3 separate regions of the Homo sapiens genome follow, and regions 2 and 3 are each linked to region 1. The links are chromatin contacts, found by Hi-C or POLR2A ChIA-PET in ENCODE. All regions are on one chromosome and are shown on one strand. Each heading gives the region's core, a stretch centred on a gene start or an enhancer-like site at or near the end of the contact. The rest is flanking DNA. Distances are from core to core; before and after follow the strand shown.

Region 1 (3,805 bases), core at 561-3,060:
TGGGAGAAAAGACGCCTGGGACGTGTCGCGGGGCTCCCGCGAAGTTTCCCGCTACCCAAGCGCCAGAATGCCCCTAGGGGTGAGAGTGCCATCCGCCTCCCTCCGGGGTGGCTCCTAGGGCTAGAGCTTTGTCGCTTCCTGCACTTCTCGTCCGTACAATTAGACGCCACAAACCCCAAACCCAATTCTTTAAACAGCCACGAAACTCGGAAGAAAAGAAAAACGGAGTGGCGTTGTCCCGAGGGTCCCGCTGCAGCTTGGACCCACGTTGGCTGGGAGCGGGACAGATGGGGGCGGGGTAACTGTCAGCGCCGGAGCTGGGTCTGGGCTGGCGCCACCAGAGACCAGGCGGACGCGGAGGCCGCCTCCCCACCCGGGCTGTAAGCCCACGCCTCTCTCGCACCCCGGCCCGCTTTGCTGGTTCCTGTGGGGAGCGACAGAGTTTGGAGGAGATAGGGGCCCCGGGGCCTGGGCCGAGCGCGTGGGAAGGCAACCCCGCGCTGCAGCTGGCGCGGGAGGTGGGGCGGCCCCTCCGCGCGCTCAGGCCTCTCCTCACCGTCCGGGCCCAGGAAGGAGGGAGCCGAGGGCGCTAAGGGGGCGTCCTCCCGAGCGCAGCTGCCGCCGCCTCCCCACCAGATGTTTCCTTCCCTGGTGGATTTGGCTCCCCTGCCGAACCACCAGACCGCCTGCTGCGCGCCCCCAGCTCCAGATTTCCAGTCACACTGCGCGGGTCGCGCCCTAACCCAGCTGCCGGAGCTCTCTGGGCTCCCGCACGGCGGTCCGCAGCAGGTGGGAAACCGCCCGCGCCCTCTGATCGCCCCCGCAGTGCCAGTGCTCTGCGAGTCCCCGCGGCCGCCCCCACCAGGGCAGGAGGCGCAGAACAGGCTCGGCGGACCTACCTGCGGAGTCACGGCGCGGGCACCGCGCTAGGAGAGTTTTCAAACGGAATCTTGCTTTCGGGAGAGACCGCTCTATCTCTCTGACTTAAAAAAAAAAAAAATTCTCCTTCCGAGCTCAGCCCCCAAAACCACAAGCTTCACTTCCTGAGCGTTACTGAGTCGCTCGCATAGCCCTCCCAGACCTGCTCCCAACCCCCGTCGGGCGGCCGGGCGCGCTCCTTTGCGCAAGTGGCCAGGCGGTGGGGGGCCTGGCCTTTCCAGCCCGTCCCGCGCGCCCCTTAGTAGTCCTCCCAGTTCTCTCCCTGTGGGTCGGCAGGGGATGGGGGAAATTGGAGGTCCGGACACTTAGGCACTAGAAATGACTTGAAAGAAAATGAACTATTCTTGGCTCCAGGGAGACTTCCGCAGCGAGAGAAGCCACAGATTGAGGACACAGATTGACTGGCGAGAGAGGGGTGGGGGGCGCCCCGCTCCGAGGACCCTCCCCGCCCCTCAGGCCTCGGTCACCCGCCCCCCCCACCCCCGACCCCGCCGCCTCCTAGGGCTGCACCACCCCCGGGTCGGGACCGTGAATCACCGGCCCGCGGTGCCGCCGGCCTGGAGCCCGGCGAGTGGCCACGGCGTCCGCAGAGCGAAACCTGCCCCGCAGGCCCCGAAATAGCTTGTTGTGGAAACACTTGGGGATAAATACGCCCAACGAGGCTGAAAATACCTTGACACCCAATCCGAGAGGTTTGCTCATTTCCCTTCGGATTTAGGTAATGGTTAAATTTGGAAGAGGTGGGCGAGCGCCGAGCCCCCGGCGGAGAGGGCCCTGGCGGCGCGTCCCGCGGGCGCCCGGCGGGACCGGTGGGCGCACCCTCCCTGCGCGGAGCTCGCCGGCTCTCGACCGGGTCCGCTCAGCCTTCGACTAATTTCCGGTGGTCGGAGCTGCAAAATTAAAGGCCGCGCGGGGGCAGCGCCGGCGGCTGCTAGGCTGACTCCGCCCTGCCGGGGCAAGCCAGGGAGAGCGGGACCTCGCACGCGGGCTCTGCCACCGCCTGAGGTCATACCCAGGCACTGGGTGTTGGCGGGAGCAGTAAAGCGCCATAAAAGCACCACTTGGATGACTATTGCAAAGTAAGCCTTCTTCGCTCGGATTCTATGTTTCATGAGGGTAGGCACTGGATCTTCATCTTTATGTCCTAGGCGGGCTCTTAACAAAAGGCTGTGGACTGAGTAAATGAATGAGTGGGGTTAATTAACTAATTAATTATATTAATAGAACAGGGGGAAAAAACTTAAAACCTAACTCATAGATACATGAACAAATGCAGCAACCTCCAACGCTAGACTGTATGCCATGACCCATAGTGTGTGGCCTGCTGTGTATACTCAAAGCCTACACCCTTTGCTCATTGGAGTGGATGGATGTTGTAGTCATGTTACTTTTCAAAATGAATTGACTTGGATTTTGATCACAACTTCGTGCACAATAGGCCTCCAATGTCAGACATGCACAAGGAGAAGAGAGTGGTGCTCCCCAGTTCTTGCAAAATAACTACCATGTTCTAGGTTAATCTTAAATTGTTATGGGGGGGGAAGCCCTTAAAGCTCTTTTTCTAGAAACAGTTTTTAAATTATTCTTATTTTGCACTGTAAATTTAAAATTTTGCAGGGAATATTTGGTTAGTATAGCAGTGCTTCGAGCATGTATTAATAAATTATACGTTTTGTTAAGCAATGACCTGTGCCCCTATTGTATGCCAGGCGCTGGGCAAATCTTGTCTGCCTAGCTGTCCTCCTTCATTTGCTCAACACATCCCTTCTTTATATATAAATGCAGAGGCAAGCAATTTTGGTCAGAAAGGAAAATTAAGGACATTTTGTTAATATTTTATTTCTTGTGTGCTTTGTCCTGGCCTAAGGTATAAAAATCTCACAGTAGTGCAAAAACAAATCTTTCCCTTATTCCCTTCTCTCCTACTCGATAGCAGAAAAAAACAAATTTTTAGAATAAAATTATAAATGGGACAAAATAAAATTTCTTATCAACCAAGTTCTAGAGAAATGGTTGGACTATTTCCTTTGCATATTAGCAAGTTCAAAGTCAAAATTTCTCGAAAAGGTGCTGTGACTATTTTATAGTTTAGTTGAGTGTTGCTGTTTGAAGTCTCAGAAAACTTGAGGGAGCCCATGAAGGGGGCAGATAAGCACCTTGAGCAGTGAGCAGTATCACCTTAGAATAAATCCCTTTCATTCAGATTTAGTCTAGTCATTTTGCTTTTCATTTGCCCTTCACAGACTCTTGGGATTTCTGAGTTTGAAAAAGAAAACTGAGAACTGGAACAGGGACACGCAGAAAGGAGCAGGTGGGAGGGAGATGGCACTGAATTTCCCTTTATGTCTTTTACATGTTGAACCATGTGTATGTAGTACTAACTCAAATAAATAAATACACATTTAAAAAGTATTTAACAAGTATTCAACACGTTTAAAAAGTATTTAACAATACTTTTTAACAACACAACACTCCCGGGTGTATAGTGTTGAAGTGTGACTCCCACACTTGGGGAAGAATAGGAGAAAGGTAAGAAGAGGGGAACCCAGAGAGGTTAAGAACCTTGCCAAGGACAGTGAAGAGCTAGGACTAGAAATAACGATACAATGAACCCATCTCTGACTTCCTGCTACTCCAAACTACCTCTTGCTTCTATTAAACTAAGGGCAAAGAGAATAAGCCACCCCTCCATGAACATTTTTAGAAGCTACAAATACTCCCTCTCCCTCCATATATTCCTTTGGAATTGAAATAGATCTAATGGTAAGCAAAATGTATACCTGAGGCACAATTTTCTATAAATAGGGTCTTTCCAAAGGAATAATTTTACATTTACTGCCTTTTCAATAATTTGAAACTAATTGTT
Region 2 (3,979 bases), core at 1,171-3,670, 600 kb before region 1:
CATCAAAACAGGAAAAATTAAAGTTGACAAATGTCAAACTGAAGGGCCAAAAAAAAAAAACGCTCAAGCCTTGAAACACTAAACAATGCAGAAATAAAGCCAAAAGCAAAGAACAGCAAGAAATAGAGCAACATCCTTTAACTGACACAATGGCATGAAATCAATTTCATGTTAATAGCCCTTAAGGGGGTAAGAATTATTTCCCTGCCTCCTGTGCCAACCCCAAGCTGTTTCCTAAGGAAGCCAAGTAATGGTGATCAACAATGTCTGGAGAATTAATAAAAGAAATTAAGAATAAAGATCCATGTTGGCCAGGCGTGGTGGCTCACACCTGTAATCCCAGCACTTTGGGAGGCCGAGGCAGGTGGATCACGAGGTCAAGAAATCGAGACCATCCTGGCCAACATGGTGAAACGCCGTCTCTACTAAAAATACAAAAGTTAGCTGGGCGTGGTAGCGCGCGCCTGTAGTCCCAGCTACTCTGGAGGCTGAGTCAGGAGAAACTCTTGAACCCGGGAGGTGGAGGTTGCAGTGAGCCGAGATCGCACCACTGCACTGCAGCCTGGGGACAGAGCGAGACTCTGTCACCAAAAAAAAAAAAAAATTTCCATGTTAATTAATACAAGTCAGAGTTCTATTTATAATTATTTGGGGCCAGTTTCAGAGGAACTTTAATTGGGCACCCTCATAAGTATGTAAAATCGCCTAAATTCATCACAGATACCTTATGTGTGTTTCAAGAGATATGCGTTCAGCTCAAATAGAAAGCTGAAAGATGGGAGAAGATGCATGGACTATGCACACAAATCTATGTACACACAAATCGGCCTGCACTTGCCGCTCTCCGCTGAGGAAGGAAGGTAGCTTTGGAGTCAGAACTAACAGAAAGTTATGTATGATCTTGGACAAGTAACTTAACCTCTAGTGTCTTATCTGTAAAATAGGGTTATTAATAGTGCTTTTCCCATAGAGATGCTGTGAGGATTAAGTGCACACAGTATGGGCTTAGAAAACGTTAGCTGTTATTATTATCCAAAAGAAACAACTGAGTTCACACTGAAGTAACTGTTTGCACTCTGCATTCAGGAAGAAGAAACGGTCTTGACGTGTGTTTTTACTACCTGTGGAGACTTCTCCCAAACCGCTCACTTCTTCGGAAGGACATAAAACTCAGAATACGCCTGGTTCCCCAGCACAGCCTGTCACTCCTACTATCCTCTGCCCTCGCCGCTCCTATCCTGCCACCGCAGGGCTAGCGGCAAGCAGCGCTAACCTCCGTGCGGTGCTTACTCGGTGCCAAGCACTGTTGTAGCACCTCACACACATTAAATCATTAGATGCTCACAGCAACTTTACGGGGCAAGTACTACTATCCTCACTTCACAGCTAGGGAAATGGAACGGTTTTCTTCTTCCAGCTTTTCGTGAGGACACCAAATCCACTAAGTTCTACTTTGCCAAGGTAATTCATGCTTGACACGTCGGCTCCTGACACTATGCGATTCTGCAAAGCGGGGCAAATGCCCTAATAAGATCAAGTCTGCAAGCAGATTCTTCTAGCGACAGTCCAAGATTTCCAAGTTTGTCCTAACCAAATGAATACAAGAAGAGAGCCTTCAAAATAAACCGGGGCGGGGGGGGGCCGAGCTGCAGCTTGCGGCTCAGCCCGCAAGGCACCCTGAGGGCGCGGCCAGCGGGGAACGCAAACCGCGTCCGTGCACGAGTCCGGGAGCCACAGCCTGGGCCACGGCAATTGACTGCGAACCCACAACAAACCATTCCCACCGAAGCTGTCACGCGCCCGGAGGGAAGTGGCCGCCGCGCCCCGCAGGGGTCAGAAGGACCCGCGGAGAGGAAGAGTGAGGGCGGGCGTGGAGAATTCCTCCCCAGCACTGCGCATCGCCGGGGGCACTGCCTGCCCCGTGCGGCCGCTGCCCACGCACCGCTGGCCACCGGTGCCTGCTCCCCGGAGGGTAAACACCGCCCCACCAGCGCCTCCCTCCCAAGGCCGGAGGTCCTGGCGGCTGGAGCGACCCTGGCCGGTAAGTAGGCACTGGCAGCCCGCGCCGCGCCGACGGGCACCCGCGCAGCCTGCAGAGCCCACAGCCCGGGCGGGCTGCAGCGCCGCGGGGCTGGGCCGGCACGTACCTCGGAGGCGGTGTGTCCAGCGGAGATCCACCCGCAGCAAGTTGGAGGAAAGCGGCGGCAAGTTTCCCCGCCCAGCGCTCGGCGGCGGCGAGCTCCGGCAGCTGCTGCGCCGCGGCAAAACTACGCCATCCGGACCCGCTGGGGACTCTCACCTCCTGCAGGGAGCTCCGGGAATCGCGCAGGGAAAGTGGCCGGGGCGCGAGAGCCGCCGACTGCCCTCCTTCACTCGCTGGGAAGAGGAAAGTGCCGCTCGGCGTCCCCGAAACCCTCGATTACCCCCATCAGGCCGACCCGGCGCACTCGCCCTCCCTCGCACACACGCGGGCGGGGACGGGCAGGACGCCACAGCAATCAGCGCGCGGGGGGAAGGGCGCTCCTCCGCCGGCCCCACCGGGGGCTCTCGGCCGCCCAGAAACTCCTCCTCCCGCCTCCCGCCTCCCGCCTCCTCTCTCCTCCCCCTTTGCCTCCGCGGCTGATGGATGAGCCCCGAATGCTGCTCGAGCCTGTGCTTCCCTTCGGGACGAGGAGGCCGAGAGAGAAGGGGCTAGGGGCGCGGCCGGGCTCAGCGTGCCCGGGTTGGGGCGGCCCCTGTCCTGGGGGAAGCGCGAGGGAGACGTGGGCACGAGCTGCGGGGACTCGCTCCCTCAAACGAGGTCCTTTGAACTTTCCAGGGCTCCCTGGAAGAGTTGGATTTTCATTTGGTTCCTTGGTCTTTATATAAAAGTTCTGAAACCTCAGATAATCTGATCACAGCCTCTTGCCCTCTCCCCAGCAGAGCTCCCCCATGCACACATTCATTCTGTCCCTGTGCTTTTTCCCAACCTCCGGTCCCGCTTGTTGTCACGCTCTGATGGTGGGCGCCGGCGGAGTCTTGCCTCTTCCCCTCCAGCAGCTGAGACTGCATTACCCAGCCGTTCCCCCTGCTAGCTAAATAAATTAATACAAATAATGGAGCTAGGTCAGCATTACCGGCGTTACCCGGAGGTGGGCGCGATATGAACGACAGTCTCGGCGGGGCAACGTCCTAAGTACCTGTGCCTGTGCGACGTCCTAAGTACCTGTGCCTGTGAAGTACACGCTGCAGAAGTTGAACTGCTGGCACCAGAACACCACTCTGATACTCTTGCTTACACCCAGTTTTTCTTATTAAAAAGTATACTTAAGTAACAGGACATTGTTTTACAAACAGGCAGGTGAAATGACCGTGGACTGACAGGTTTCAAAGACCAGACTTCCAGTCCTGACTACTGTGCGACCTTCCACAAATGGCTAACGGCTAATACCCGTCAAGGCTCAGTTCAAATGAAGGGCTTGGCCTAGAAGGCTTCTTCCAGTTCTAAAGGGCTATGGACCTATGCCTTTTTTTTTTTTTTTTTTTTTTTTTTTGAGATGGAGTCTCGCCCTGTCGCCCAGGCTGGAGTGCAGTGGCACAATCTCAATCTCAGCTCGCTACAACCTCCGCTTCTCAGGCTCAAGCGATTCTCCCACCTCAGCCTCCTGAGTAGCTGGGATTACTGACAAATGCCACCACGCCCAGCTAACTTTTTGTATTTTTTGTAGAGGGGGTTGGCAGGGCGGGGGTCTCACTTAGTTGCCCAGGCTGGTCTCAAACTCCTGAGCTCAAGAGATTCGCCTGCCTTGGCCTCCCAAAGTGCTGGGATTAGAGGCGTTAGCCGCTGCACCTGGCTCAATCCTAGGCTTTTAATATGTTGGAGAGTAGAATGAGGAGGCTTCTTATGACATGTTATTTGGAAAGTTATTGAGAGAACAGGAAATATTTCTCGTCCTCTTCCTCTTGTACCTATAGGCAGAGAATCCACCCAATTGCAGAA
Region 3 (4,226 bases), core at 314-2,813, 680 kb before region 1:
ATCACACCCAGCTAATTTTTGTATTTTCAATAGAGATGGGGTTTCATCATATTGGCCAGGCTGGTCTCGAACTCCTGGCCTCATGTGATCCACCTGCGTTGGCCTCCTGAAGTGCTGGGATTACAGGCGTGAGCCACCATGCCTGGCCCATACTTCTTTTTCTAAGCTCCAGGCCTGAATATTCAACAGCTCCTTCACCATCTACTTTTGTCTCATGGACACCCAATCTCAACATGCAGAACTCAGGATCTTTACCCCTCGTGCCTGTTGTTCCTCCTTCATTCCCTCCCTAAGTAAATGGCACCAGCCTCTTCCTACGTACACCTGGCACCAACCTGGGGGAGGTGCCCCAACATCACCCCTTCCCTCTCCTCACCCAATGGATTCTCTCTCTGGCCACTCAACTCTGACCCCTCCTCTCCATCTCCATGGGCACCATCGTCTCTCGTTCCCTGATTACTGCAAGATGCTCTTAATTCTTATCTCCACCAAAATGTCTTCTATAGAGCAGCCAAACTGATCTGAAAAACCCAAGTCTGATCCTGCTTTTCTCTGCTTTAAAAGACTTATCACTCCATCTCTGCTGTCCAGATGAAGCCCCAAAACCTCAACGTGACTTACAAGGCCCTCCAAGATCTGGCCCTGCTTCCTGCCACGGCCCCGTCTCTCATTCCTCGGACACTTGCTCCCGTGTTTTGGCCATTCTGGTGAAGCACAGAAGTGCTCACTGTCTCCCTATAGCCATCATTCTCCTTTCTTCAAGTGCCAGCTGGACACACAGCCACCCAGAACGAAAGCTATGTTTCCCAATCCCGCTAGCAGCTGGCAGCTTCCTGTATGAAGGGAAGGAGGTCAGTTCTTCTGCCATTTCCTTCTGACTGCTGGTTGGAATGTGGATGTAACAGGCAGCACTAGAGCAAGCCTTTGGGGCCATGAGACAGAAGCAGCATGCTGAGGAGGGCACAGCAACTGAGAAGCCACCTGGGTACTTGATGAACATGGAGCCACGGGATCAGCTCTGAACTGCTTTTTTTTTTTTAATAGGAAACAAATGTAAACTCTTTTTTTTATATAAGCCAATGTTATTTTGGGTTTTCTGACATTTGTAGCTTAACCTACCCTAATTAATGTACTTGCCTTCTTTTATTTCATCAGAAGTGCCAACCTTTGTCCCAAAGGAGCCTCTGAATAGCAAGGTTTCCTCCAGGAACACATTCCCCACCGTTTCTGTTCCTTCCCACCACCATGGCCTGACAAACTCCTGCTCATTCTACTGATCTCTCAAGGAAGCTCCCCAAACCTCCCTCACTGTGTTAGATCTGTATTTTTTCATACTCTCATGGTACTCTCCGTTTCTCTCCACAGCACTTCCTGTGATGAGATGTACATAATTATTTGTGCAATTATTGGTTTCACATCTACATGCTCCCAAAGACTGCAAACACCACGAAAGAACAGAACCCAACCACTCTGTCTGCTGCTGCCTGCCTCACCCCAGCACAGTATCTGGCACAAAACAGACACTCAATTATCGCTGAGAAATGGGGAAGAACCATGGGGTGATGCATGCTGCATGGGCTTTGTGCCAATAAGGGACTGTCTGTCTCAGACTTCCTGCTTTCACTCTTTACCTGAGAGCCAAAGCCTCACTCTTATACTAAAAGGGGCAGAAAAAAAAAACACCAACCATGAAATGAAGGAGGTGGCATTTTTGGTTGCTAAGAATCAAGTCCCAGTTGGGGCTTCCCCACCTTCAACTGTCACAGAAAGCAGGAAACACAAATCTGTTTTTGTCTTCTCTTCCCGGACACTCTTCTGGCCAATCCCCTCTCTCCAGGTGGCAGGACAATCCTCTATCTCTCCGTTGGCACACCACAGCCCCAGCCTCATCCTGCCACTTCTGGGTCAGGCCCTAGCCTTCCTGTCCCTTTCCCTCTGCCACAGCCAGCTCATGAACCTGTCTCCCATCCTTCCCCCTTGGCCTCATAGTGGTTCCTTCCGCAATCTGTCTGCACAATGCCAGGGCCAGCTCCATTCAGGAAGGCTTCCACCTGGGAACAGCATGATCCACCCCACAGGCTCTAGCACAAGTGCCTGAGTTAACACAGTGGCTCAGATTCTCACTTGACCACCATGGGGCCCGAGTATAGCACCTCCCAGCCACGAAGGCTTGGAAACCAGGAAAACATGCTCCGAAACCCCATCTGACTCATCTGCTCACTTTTGTGGTGACCTGTGAGCTCTGGAGCTGCTACTGTAGGCCCTCACCGGCAGCCTCAAAAGGCTGGGAGTGTCTCCTGTGGCCACGGCTGAAAACCCACATCCCGTCTTCCCTACGCAATCTCTTCCCTGCAGTCAAGAGCCAAGTGAGTGACATGCTCTGATGATGCTCCTTATCAGCAGCACAGCAAAAGCTGTGTTACCACGTAAGGATCAACCAGGGCGTGGACGATGACGAAAGAACACACCTGAAAGCAACAATGCTCATAAGCACACACGCGTGCTCACTTCACACCATACTCTATCATGAAAAGGCATGTTGCAGATACTTCATCCAAAGCCTCACAGAAACTCTATAACCCACTATAAGTAAACTGTTGTGAGCCACACAGAGGTAGAATGTGTATTTCAGAAAAGTGCTTCCTGGCAGTAATGTCCATATGGATTCACCTCCAGAGACAATCCTCACTGGTGCCTCCCAATCTGGATATTTCAGTTCATTCTGGGCATCTGGTATGTGACGAGTACAAGATTCCTTAAGGGTAGCTCCCAAAGAAATCTAACTTTTCCTTGGACTCAAAGTGTGAGCTGAGTTTAATCCTCCCCTGCTGGCTTACTCGAGAAATCTGATCTCAAAATCTTGCCGGGTGTCGTGTCTTGTTTGAACTGAAGTCAGGCTCTGCTCTTCTGTTTGGTACACTCTCCTCGGCCACCAGCACAGAGGCACAGCCCCCTTCACCCACAAGATGCTACTTCTACTGACAAAAATATTTACTGACCTGAAGACAGCACAAATTCAAATAAACTCTGGTGAGAAACTCCCCAGGTGGCCCAGACCACGGCCACACTGCCAAGGCCACTGCCAAACCAGCCTCCTTCACAAAGCAGGCCCCCACCGCTCGGGTGCTCAGCAGCTGGGCCACCTGAGGCCACACTGTGAAGCACATGGTGGCTCCCTGGGCCGCTGCCTTGTGTGAGAAGCTGGGGGTTAACTCTTCATATGTATGGTTACCACACCACTAGGGGCCACACATCTTGTACATGTTTCTGATTCTCACAATACCACTGTGAAGACAGTGTTAATGCCCTCATTTTAGAGTGATGGGAAACTGGAGCTCATGAGAGGCTAAGAAACACATCAGCAGGAAGTGGCAATAGGGGATTTGAACCTGGGTCTCTGAGACTCCAGCTCCAGACTTTTCCCCTGGCAGAGCACCACCTGCCTCTGCCTTGTACTTTCCAGTTCCTCGCCTCAGGACTGGGTGAACAGATGCATAGGCCAAATGTAAACATTCATTCATATCTACTAAAATAAAATAAACTGCTCGGTTCACACGTATCACCTTTGGTTGACTTAAAAGACTTCATGAACTTAATGAAACTCGTTTCTCATTTTACCAAATGCCCTCCTCCATCCTTTTCACTAATGCTTGCTTATCTGGACACATGGGAAACGTTCCTAAGATCTCGCTATAACATCAATGTCTAAATTCCCAGTTCCACTTAAAGAAAAAAATCAAATGGACTCACCCTTTCATTATGTCCTTTAGCTGCAACACAGCATTCCAATCTCAGTTACAGAACCCCCACATCCCTGCTGGCGGTGGGCCAGCTCCAAAACTCGACAGAACGCAGACAAAGCATTTGGGAACAGATGCATTTGCTGCACAGACTTTAAATTTAATCAGTGCCAAAAGAAATTACTAATATCACACCTCATGCAACATGGACAAAAATACTGGCGGGGGGGGTAATGTTTTGGAGAAGACATAGTAAGTAATTTTCACATTTAATAAATGTGATCCTCAAGCATTCTAAATACCAATGCATACCAAGTTGACACAAACATCTGGTACCTATTCCACATAATTTTCAGCACTCTGATTCCCCATATCACCCAGGGTTCTAATGAGGAGCGTGTGTTCAGCTGTAATAAAAGTGGTAAAGATGCAGAGGGAATTAAGGGGTAACATTATAGGCTGGGACCAAGACATCGCAGTGGGGAG

What was found. A loop is a pair of places that touch in the nucleus more often than their neighbours do. ChIA-PET counts read pairs that join two places held with the same protein, here RNA polymerase II (POLR2A). Pooled maps may share reads with other maps.
Region 2: a loop to region 1 is called in a pooled map, with 3 times the contacts of the local background. The contact joins the promoter of TGFBR3 here to the promoter of GFI1 in region 1. A Hi-C loop is called at or near these places in 3 of 37 single-sample maps with no recorded cell type and 8 of 50 pooled maps. POLR2A ChIA-PET finds 5 or more read pairs at or near these places in 1 of 52 experiments (activated T-cell).
Region 3: a loop to region 1 is called in a map of CD8-positive, alpha-beta T cell, with 6 times the contacts of the local background. The contact joins the enhancer-like site here to the promoter of GFI1 in region 1. A Hi-C loop is called at or near these places in 5 of 168 maps with a recorded cell type or tissue (CD4-positive, alpha-beta memory T cell, CD8-positive, alpha-beta T cell and naive thymus-derived CD4-positive, alpha-beta T cell) and 10 of 50 pooled maps. POLR2A ChIA-PET finds 5 or more read pairs at or near these places in 3 of 52 experiments (Panc1, T-cell and activated CD4-positive, alpha-beta T cell).

The regions. Positions count from the first base shown.
Region 1 is chr1:92,485,115-92,488,919 of GRCh38, forward strand. It overlaps GFI1 (growth factor independent 1 transcriptional repressor), which reads right to left and starts at 1,811. Exons shown (of 7, transcript NM_005263.5): 1 at 1,612-1,811. RefSeq lists silencers at 388-567, 768-817, 1,438-1,547, 1,638-1,847 and enhancers at 395-995, 918-1,067, 1,968-2,017.
Region 2 is chr1:91,883,731-91,887,709 of GRCh38, forward strand. TGFBR3 (transforming growth factor beta receptor 3) reads right to left here and starts at 2,421. Exons shown (of 17, transcript NM_003243.5): 1 at 2,148-2,421. RefSeq lists enhancers at 1,229-1,992, 1,993-2,755 and silencers at 1,898-2,107, 2,118-2,197, 2,548-2,687.
Region 3 is chr1:91,802,513-91,806,738 of GRCh38, forward strand. The region is part of intron 2 of TGFBR3 (transforming growth factor beta receptor 3); the gene reads right to left. Among named protein-coding and RNA genes, the nearest start is that of TGFBR3, 82 kb to the right of the region's middle. RefSeq lists an enhancer at 1,254-1,523. Within about 2 kb of position 1,564, at least 16 of the 41 ENCODE cell types and tissues checked have a DNase peak (open chromatin) inside an H3K27ac peak, as active enhancers do; they include CD8-positive, alpha-beta T cell, where a contact is called at or near this core.